Regions from separate parts of the Homo sapiens genome. Here region 2 is linked to region 1. Evidence: chromatin contacts called from ENCODE Hi-C or POLR2A ChIA-PET data. All regions are on one chromosome and are shown on one strand. The core of a region is the stretch at or near the end of the contact, and the rest is flanking DNA. Distances in the headings are between cores, read along the strand shown. Region 1 has its middle 190 kb from the start of LINC02104. Region 2 has its middle 240 kb from the start of LINC02104.

Region 1 (4,008 bases), core at 251-2,750:
TCAATTTTGGAAAAATTGACATAAAAAAGATTGAGTTCCAAATTTTCCTTCCATCCTGTAGGTTGCCTTCCATCCTGTAGGTTGCCTTAAACACAGCCTTAGCTGCATTCCATATGTTTTAAAATATATGTGAATAACCTTTTCTTTATTGGAAACCCCTTTCAGTGGTTCAAATATCCTGCAAGTAGATATATAGTTAATAATTGCCTACTACGAGTGAAGCACAAGGTCCAAGATTGAATAATTTTAAATGATATTTTGGAAGAATATGGAGAGGAGATATTAGAGAGGAGTATAAAAGAGCTAACTTTTCATCTTATTTACTAGGAAGACAACAGATGACATTTAAGACAAAAAATAAGGAAATATTAGGATAAACATGATATTTTCAAATACATAGGTAAATACCAGAAAATAAGAAACTTTTAAAAAGCTAAAATTGACTAGCCCAGGTAAACAGAAATAGTGAGTACCAAAAAGTGAGTCAGAGGGCTTTTTTTCCTACTGCATAACTCTAATTTTTTAGTTCCATACATGTAGTTGTTTGACAATAAACATCATTTTTATTTAATTTATTAAAAAGACTTTTAAAGAAGATAGAATTTTGTGAAAGATTTGATATTTTCCTTGAAGAACACAATGTTTTAAGCCTAAAATATAGCTAAAATACATTTATGCCACAACATTTCCTTAAGGAAATTGTGTTTCTCAGAAAACACTGAAATGTCTAATTTCTTCTCACACCTGATTTGTTAACGACTAGTTGCAATATAACATTATACTCAAATTCTAAGTTGTCCAAACAAGCACAAGTCTGAAGTCTAAAATTAGCTACTATCTATTGGATTGTGGCCCAGGTAAATTCGTTTGTTCAGTGAAGCAAAAATACTATACATGTGGAATAGTTTAAATATTATTTTTTAAATGTATTATTATTCTTGTATGTATTTGGCTTATGTTTCAAAAGGAAATAAAGCATAGAAAAATGCACAGTTCACTACTGCCCTCTGCTGCATGGAAAGGTGAAGAGAAAAGTGCTAAGAGAAGACCTGCTACCTGGCCTGCAGTGATCTGATTTGGGAATTCAAGCCATGTCATGTCTTCTAGTAAAATGACTCCACCAGCCATTCTCTCTGTAAAATATGCTGACTGAGAGTCCTTGCAAAATGGACCTTGGATTAAACTGCTAGTATTTTTAGAACACCTTCAGATTTTGAGAGAAAAGAGAGTCATTTAAGAAAATAATTCATCAGACAAGATGTTCATGAAGCAGCTACTATTTCAGAGACAGCTCGGGAAGAAAAGTATCTTATTACTACTAGGTCAGTATGGCCAGTCAATGATAAAATCCTATTGTTATAAACTGACATAAGCCAATTTGATCCTTTAGAAGCTATGAAGTCTTTTTTCAGTATGTGTTAAAAGACTCCAGCTATGGGAAGGGAAGACTACATCCCTCTCATTAACAGGCAGCCTGCTGCAATAGGAGCAAATCTTTAACCGTTTTCTGCCAAACATAATGTTTATTGGCAAACAGGAAGAAGAAGTTATCCAACCTAGTCATGCAAGCTGGGAGGTTTCTCTGTCCTCAGGCACTCCCACAAGCAAATGTCAATGCCAATCTTTCAGCAGAATTGGCCAACTCTCTTGTGAGGCCACAAAATGACTCCTCTGTGAAATAAAGTAGGATAGTGGTGGGGGGAGTGGGAGGCAGAACCAAATATAGCATCTACTCTGAAAGACAAAAATATTTTCTTACATTGACAAAGTAATATTATCTTACATAATAAAACTAAAAATTATTTCTGAGTGTTATCTCACTCCTGATTCTTTTAAAATCCTTTGCAACATTTAAACTGTGTCCCTTAATGCCTTTCTGGTGATGACGTCACTTGCTGGATGGTCTTCTACCAGCAGGGATTTCCCACATTGGTTGGGAATATATTCTTGGGTCCTTTATTTTGAGGCTGATGAAATGATCTCATTTTTTTTGTCAGGTAAGGTGACAAATTTCTCTGTGATAGGAGTGGGGATACTGGACAAAACAGAGCTTTGGTTTTGAGCACTTTTTCAGATATCTGTTGGTCATTTGCATGTGACCTTTAAAAAAAGGTTTATTCAGGCCCTTCACCCACATTTTTATTTAGGTGCTTGTGTTTGTTCGCATGTTTTTCTATTGATTTTCGTGACTTCCTTACGTATTTCGGCTATTAGTCATGTATTGTATATATGGTTTGTAAATATTTTCTTCCATCCTGTAGGTTGCCTTTTCATTTTGTTGTTTGTTTCCTGTGCTGTGCAAACACTTTGTAGTTTGATGTAGACCCACTTGTTTATATTTGTTTTTCATTACCTATGCTTTGAGGGTCATATTCATAAAATCATTGTCAAGACTAATGTCATGAAGCTTTTCTTGTGTTTTCCTCTAGGATATTTACGACTTCAGATATTATGTATGTATAAGGCTATTTTGAGTTGAACTTTGTGTATTGTGTAAGATAAGAATCCAATTTTATTCTCTTGCATATGGTTATCTGGTTTTCCAAGCACCATTTACTGAAGAGACTATGCTTTCCCCTTGTGTATCCTTAGTACTTTTGTACCCATGCATGGCTTTATTTCTGAACTCTCCATTCTATTCTGTTGGTTTATGTGTTGGTTTTTGTGACAGTAACATACAGTTTTGATTACTGTAGCTTTATAATGTATGAAAAAGTGCTGTGCTCAACATCATTAATCATCAGGAAAATGCAAATCAAAACCACAATGAGGCATCACCTCACACTTCTTAGGATGGCTATTATCAAAAAGCCAAATGACAAGTGTTGGCAAGAATGTGGAGAAAAGAAACCCTTATACTGTTGATAGGATTCTAAATTGCTATAGCTATTATAAAAAAGAGTATACAGGTTCCTCAAAAAATTAAAAATAGAGCTACAATATGATCCAGCAATCCCACCTCACTGCTGAGTATGTATCCAAAGGAATTAAAAACAGTTCTTGAAAATATATCTTCACTTCTATTTTCACTGCAGTTTATTCACAATAGCCAAAAGGGAAACAACTTGTGTCCATTGATGAATGAATGGATAAAGAAAAAATGGTGTGTGTGTATTTATATTTATGTTTATATACAATGAAATATTATTCAACCTTAAAAGAGAAGGAAATCCTGCCATGGATGAACTTAGAGGACATTATCCTAAGTGAAATAAGCCAGACACTGCAAGACAAATACCACATGATCTCACTTACATGTGGAATCTGAAGAGAAACTCATAGAAACAGAGACTGGAGATGGTTGCCAAGGGCTGGGGGATTAGGGAAAGGGGGGATTGGTCAAAGAGTACAAGCTTTCAGTATAAGATGAATAAATTCTGGAGATCAAATGTACAGCATGGTAACTATAGTTAATAATAATAATAATAATAATAATAATAATAATATTAGTCTGGTGCAGAAGTAATTGCAGTTTGCCATTACTTTCAGTGGCAACATTAGATACTTGAAATTTGGTAAAAATAGATCTTAAAGGTTCTCAGCACTACAAACAAAAAAATATAACTCTGTGGAGTGATGAATATGTTAGCTTGATTGTGGTAATCACTTTACAGTGTGTATGTATATTAAAATATCACCTTGTACACTTTAAATTTATACAATTTTTATTTCTCAATTATATTTCAATAAAGCTGAGATAAAACCACAACAAAACAAACAGAGCTCTGGGAATTACAGATTCTACTATCCTGGATTCTTACATTTTATTCCTGCAATGTGATGGTCCAAAGTGGCTGAGGACAGAGATCAGTGACTTCCTTGAGTTTACAAAAAATAAGATGTATTATGGTTTTGTGTCTCCTTTCCAATAATTATTTGATATTTGACAGATACGGGTTTCGACTTGCTTTTACTACAGCGTCCCTCTGGTAAAGTGTCTATGAAGAAGCTTCTAAAAGCTGGAGGGATTGATACCTGTTCCCTCCAAAAGAAAAACCCTGATGACTT
Region 2 (3,756 bases), core at 693-3,192, 47 kb before region 1:
ATGCAACAGATAGCATCCTTGCAATGAAAGAGTCGTTTTCTCGATTTTCTCAAAAAACAAAAGCTATCTGTGACTAAAAATAACACTTAATTGGACATTGTTTATGTTTCTGAGATGGTAAATTAAGCTCTTCTAACTAGTCTTTTCACTTACAAAATTGGGATTGTGGGTATGGAGATTTCCTAAACATTTGCTTTTGAGCAGAAACATGTACGCATGGATTTTAGAAAGAGCTGAGAGATCAACAAGCCTCATTTTAGAGATGGGCAAATTAAGGCTTAGAGAAGCTAACTGACGTTTAACAAAAGACTCATGACTGAGTTAACTGAATAGCCGAATGCTATGGTCTGAATGTTTGTATCCTGCCCAAATTTGTGTGATGAAATTATATCCCCCAAGGTGATGGTAGTGAGAGGTGGGGTGTTTGGGAGGTGATTGGATCATGTGGGTGGAGCCTCATCATCAACATTAGTGTCCTTATAAAAGAGGCCCCAGAGAGTTTCCTTGTCCTTCCACCCTGTGACGACAAGACTCCATCTAGGCCAGGCGCGGTACCCCACGCCTGTAATCCCAGTACTTTGGGAGGCTAAGGTAGATGGATCACCTGAGCTCAGGCATTAGAGACCATCCTGACCAATATGGTGAAATCTTGTCTCTACCAAAAATAGCTGGGTGTGGTGGTGCATGCCTGTAATCCTAGCTACTTGGAAAGGTGAGGCAGGAGAATTGCTTGCACCCGGGAGGCAGAGGTTGCAGTGAGCTGAGATTATACCACTGCACTCCAGCCTGGGCGACAGAGTGAGATTCTGTCTCCAAAAAATAAAAAGAATCCATCTAGATGGAACAGGCCCTCAGCAGAGGCAGAATCTTCTAGCATCTTGATTTTGGACTCCCCAGCTTCCAGAACTGAGAGAAATAAATGCCTGTTGTTTATAAGTCAGCTAGTTTATGGTGTTTTTGTTATAGCAGTAAATGGACTAAGACACCAAACTAAGACCTATCTTCTGAAGTTAGCCGAGTTCAGCCACACTGCTGCATTGCATATTTGATTTTGTTTTTCTTTTTAGACAGAGTCTTGCTTTGTTGCCCAGGCTGGAGTGCAGTGGCATGATCTTGGCTTACTGCAACCTCCGCTTCCTGGTTCAAGTGATTCTTCTGCCTCGGCCTCCCGAGTAGCTGGGATTACAGGCGTTCACTACCACACCCAGTTAATTTTTTTGTAGAGATGGGGTTTCACCATGTTGGCCAGGCTGGTCTCAAACTTCTGGCCTCGGGTGATTTGCCTCGGCCTCCCAAAGTGCTGGTATTACAGGCATGAGTCACTTGCACCCGGCCCATATTTGATTTTTTTAATATCATAAAGATGAATGATTCATATAAATTCATATAATTTATAGTAATCACAAAATACTATGTTATCTGTATATATTAAAATCATTGATCCTTTGTTCTTTTTTGTTACCTTTAATTAAACCAAGGCTTTTAAAGATCTTAAAACATAAGTTTATATAAAAGAAACTATCTATTCACTACAATGTCAACAGGATTAATATGGCCTTGCTGACATAGTGAGTCATTTCTTTTTTTGTTGTTTTTTGCTTATTTGTGTTTATAAATCTTGTGTTATTACATTCATTATTTTGGAACAGGAGTGGAAAGATTACAACTCGAAAAATCAGAACGTAGGAATTTTAATCCTCAGCTTCATTAAAGAGGTTTCTTTTTCCAGACGGGATAAATGAGAACATCCTTTCTTTACAAAAGCCATCAGAAATCTGAAAAATAATTTTAAAAAAATTTTGCAAATATTGGTCAGTGCACAAAGGATCCTGGGTCCAGCAGGAGAGGAAATGGATCATTGTGTTTGGGTACATGAACTCACGAGCCCAAGTCATGGCTCAAGGCCTCCCATGTAGCAGCTTGAGCTGCTGTCACCAATTCACTTTTTTCCAGTATGAGCAGGGGAATATTCATCTGTTTCTGTGGTGATGGAGGCTTTCACAACATCCTCTGGCCAAAGAAATGTAACCACAGCCATAATGATTTCAGACTCAAACTATTTCAACAGCAGCAACAGGGAAAACAAAACATCAGCCAATTCCCAAATAAACTCATGTGAATGCTTCATATTAGCTAATTATCAAGGGGGTTTTATGGGAAACCATATCAAGAATGCTGTGGAGCTTCTTAGGATGCTGTTTTTTCTTGCTTGCATCTGAAGAAGAAATGGAATGCCAGGGCAACAGAACTAATGTATCAGGGAAGGGGTGAAAATTTAAGGAATCTAAAGCGTCTCTCTCTTTGGTTTTGTTGAATCTCGTGATTCTTAAGTCATCTGACCTCTATACATCTGAGTTCTCTCCCACTTCCTTCTGTTTACCTCTATCCAGCCCCCCTCCCCACTCCAAACTGGAAAAAGGGATAAAATGCTAGATAAATATTTCTCGAATTGTTTTCTTCTGTGGCATTCATAGCAGATGACTTTTCCATGTGTAACACTTTCCCATGAGCATATCCATATTTCGACAAAAAAGAAAGTTCTGATGGGAAATAAAGCAAATAGTGCTACAGGCAAAGAAAGGCACAGATGAAATACACCAGTTATGTTGAATTCCCAGTGTGTTAGCTATAACTTCTGTACCCTTCTTTCCTACTAAAGAATATATAGAGGCATGCAAGTGACTAGGAAGAGTGTTATCATGAGTATAAATTTGATTCCACACTAAGTTATATGTCAATAAATTAAGGCTAATTTTTAAGATACAATGAGATTTTACAAACCAATAAGAAAAACCTTTTTTTTTTTTTTTTGGAGACAGTCTCGAAACTAATAGTTCTTGTAAAAGGAACAGAAAGACAAGATATTTTATAAAAATAGAACTATACATGTCTAAAAAAACATTTTAAAGTCCTCAAAATAACTTACCACTTAAGAAATCTAAACTACTGGAGGAACAATTTGTTAAAAACTTTTAATATCTAGTAATATACATAGTTGTCTAGGGCATGAATAAACAAAAACTCCCACATGAAAAATGTAACTGACTCAGCCTTTGGAAAGATTTTGACACTATATATCAAAATTTTTAATGTATGTTTCCTTTGATCTGACAATTCCCTTTTCTAAGATTTCATCACAAAACTACATTGACTGAATTGCTTGAATTACATCATATTTTTAGCAAGAGTGCAAATAGCTGTAGCCCAATGAAAGGAGAATCAAAACTCAGCTCAGCAAACCTAGATTTAAATTTCAGCTGCATCTTACTAGCATCAATTTAAACAGAATTTTTGGAGTATACATTAACTAGAGAATTTAATTATACCTAAATCTTTTTGAGATATATTTTAAATATAATACAAAAACATGACACCACATAACATGTTTTTCTACTTGATCCTCAACAAAAAACCACTAGTCTCACTTTGCAGAAACTTAACTGAAATAAATGGCTTAAGATTAGAAATACGGCAACTGTGTTTATCTTTGCAAATGAATATTGGAGAGTTATGATAAAAATAGCAGGAAGGAAGACTGCTAGGAGAATGTATATGACTTGAAAATGAATAGCCCTAAGAATGCTGTTTCTCCAAGCATATCTCACTGTCAGAAGGCTAAATTAATACTGAAAGGGGATTTATGCATTTCTTTGCCACTCTGTAAATTATAAAACTGTCTTTGATTAGATTGTCCAAAGGGAAGACATCTCTCTGAGTGACATCAGCCAACTAACTAGTTGTTTAACATGGCTCCAC

What was found. Hi-C counts contacts between places; a loop is a spot of excess contacts on that map. ChIA-PET counts read pairs that join two places held with the same protein, here RNA polymerase II (POLR2A). Pooled maps may share reads with other maps.
Region 2: a loop to region 1 is called in a map of posterior vena cava, with 21 times the contacts of the local background. The contact joins two enhancer-like sites. A Hi-C loop is called at or near these places in 2 of 168 maps with a recorded cell type or tissue (OCI-LY7 and posterior vena cava) and 1 of 50 pooled maps. POLR2A ChIA-PET finds 5 or more read pairs at or near these places in 4 of 52 experiments (AG04450, BJ, Panc1 and 1 more).

What each region holds. Positions count from the first base shown.
Region 1 is chr5:39,711,288-39,715,295 of GRCh38, reverse strand. No RefSeq gene overlaps it. Among named protein-coding and RNA genes, the nearest start is that of LINC02104, 190 kb to the right of the region's middle. Within about 2 kb of position 1,500, at least 3 of the 41 ENCODE cell types and tissues checked have a DNase peak (open chromatin) inside an H3K27ac peak, as active enhancers do.
Region 2 is chr5:39,759,262-39,763,017 of GRCh38, reverse strand. No RefSeq gene overlaps it. Among named protein-coding and RNA genes, the nearest start is that of LINC02104, 240 kb to the right of the region's middle. Within about 2 kb of position 1,942, at least 5 of the 41 ENCODE cell types and tissues checked have a DNase peak (open chromatin) inside an H3K27ac peak, as active enhancers do.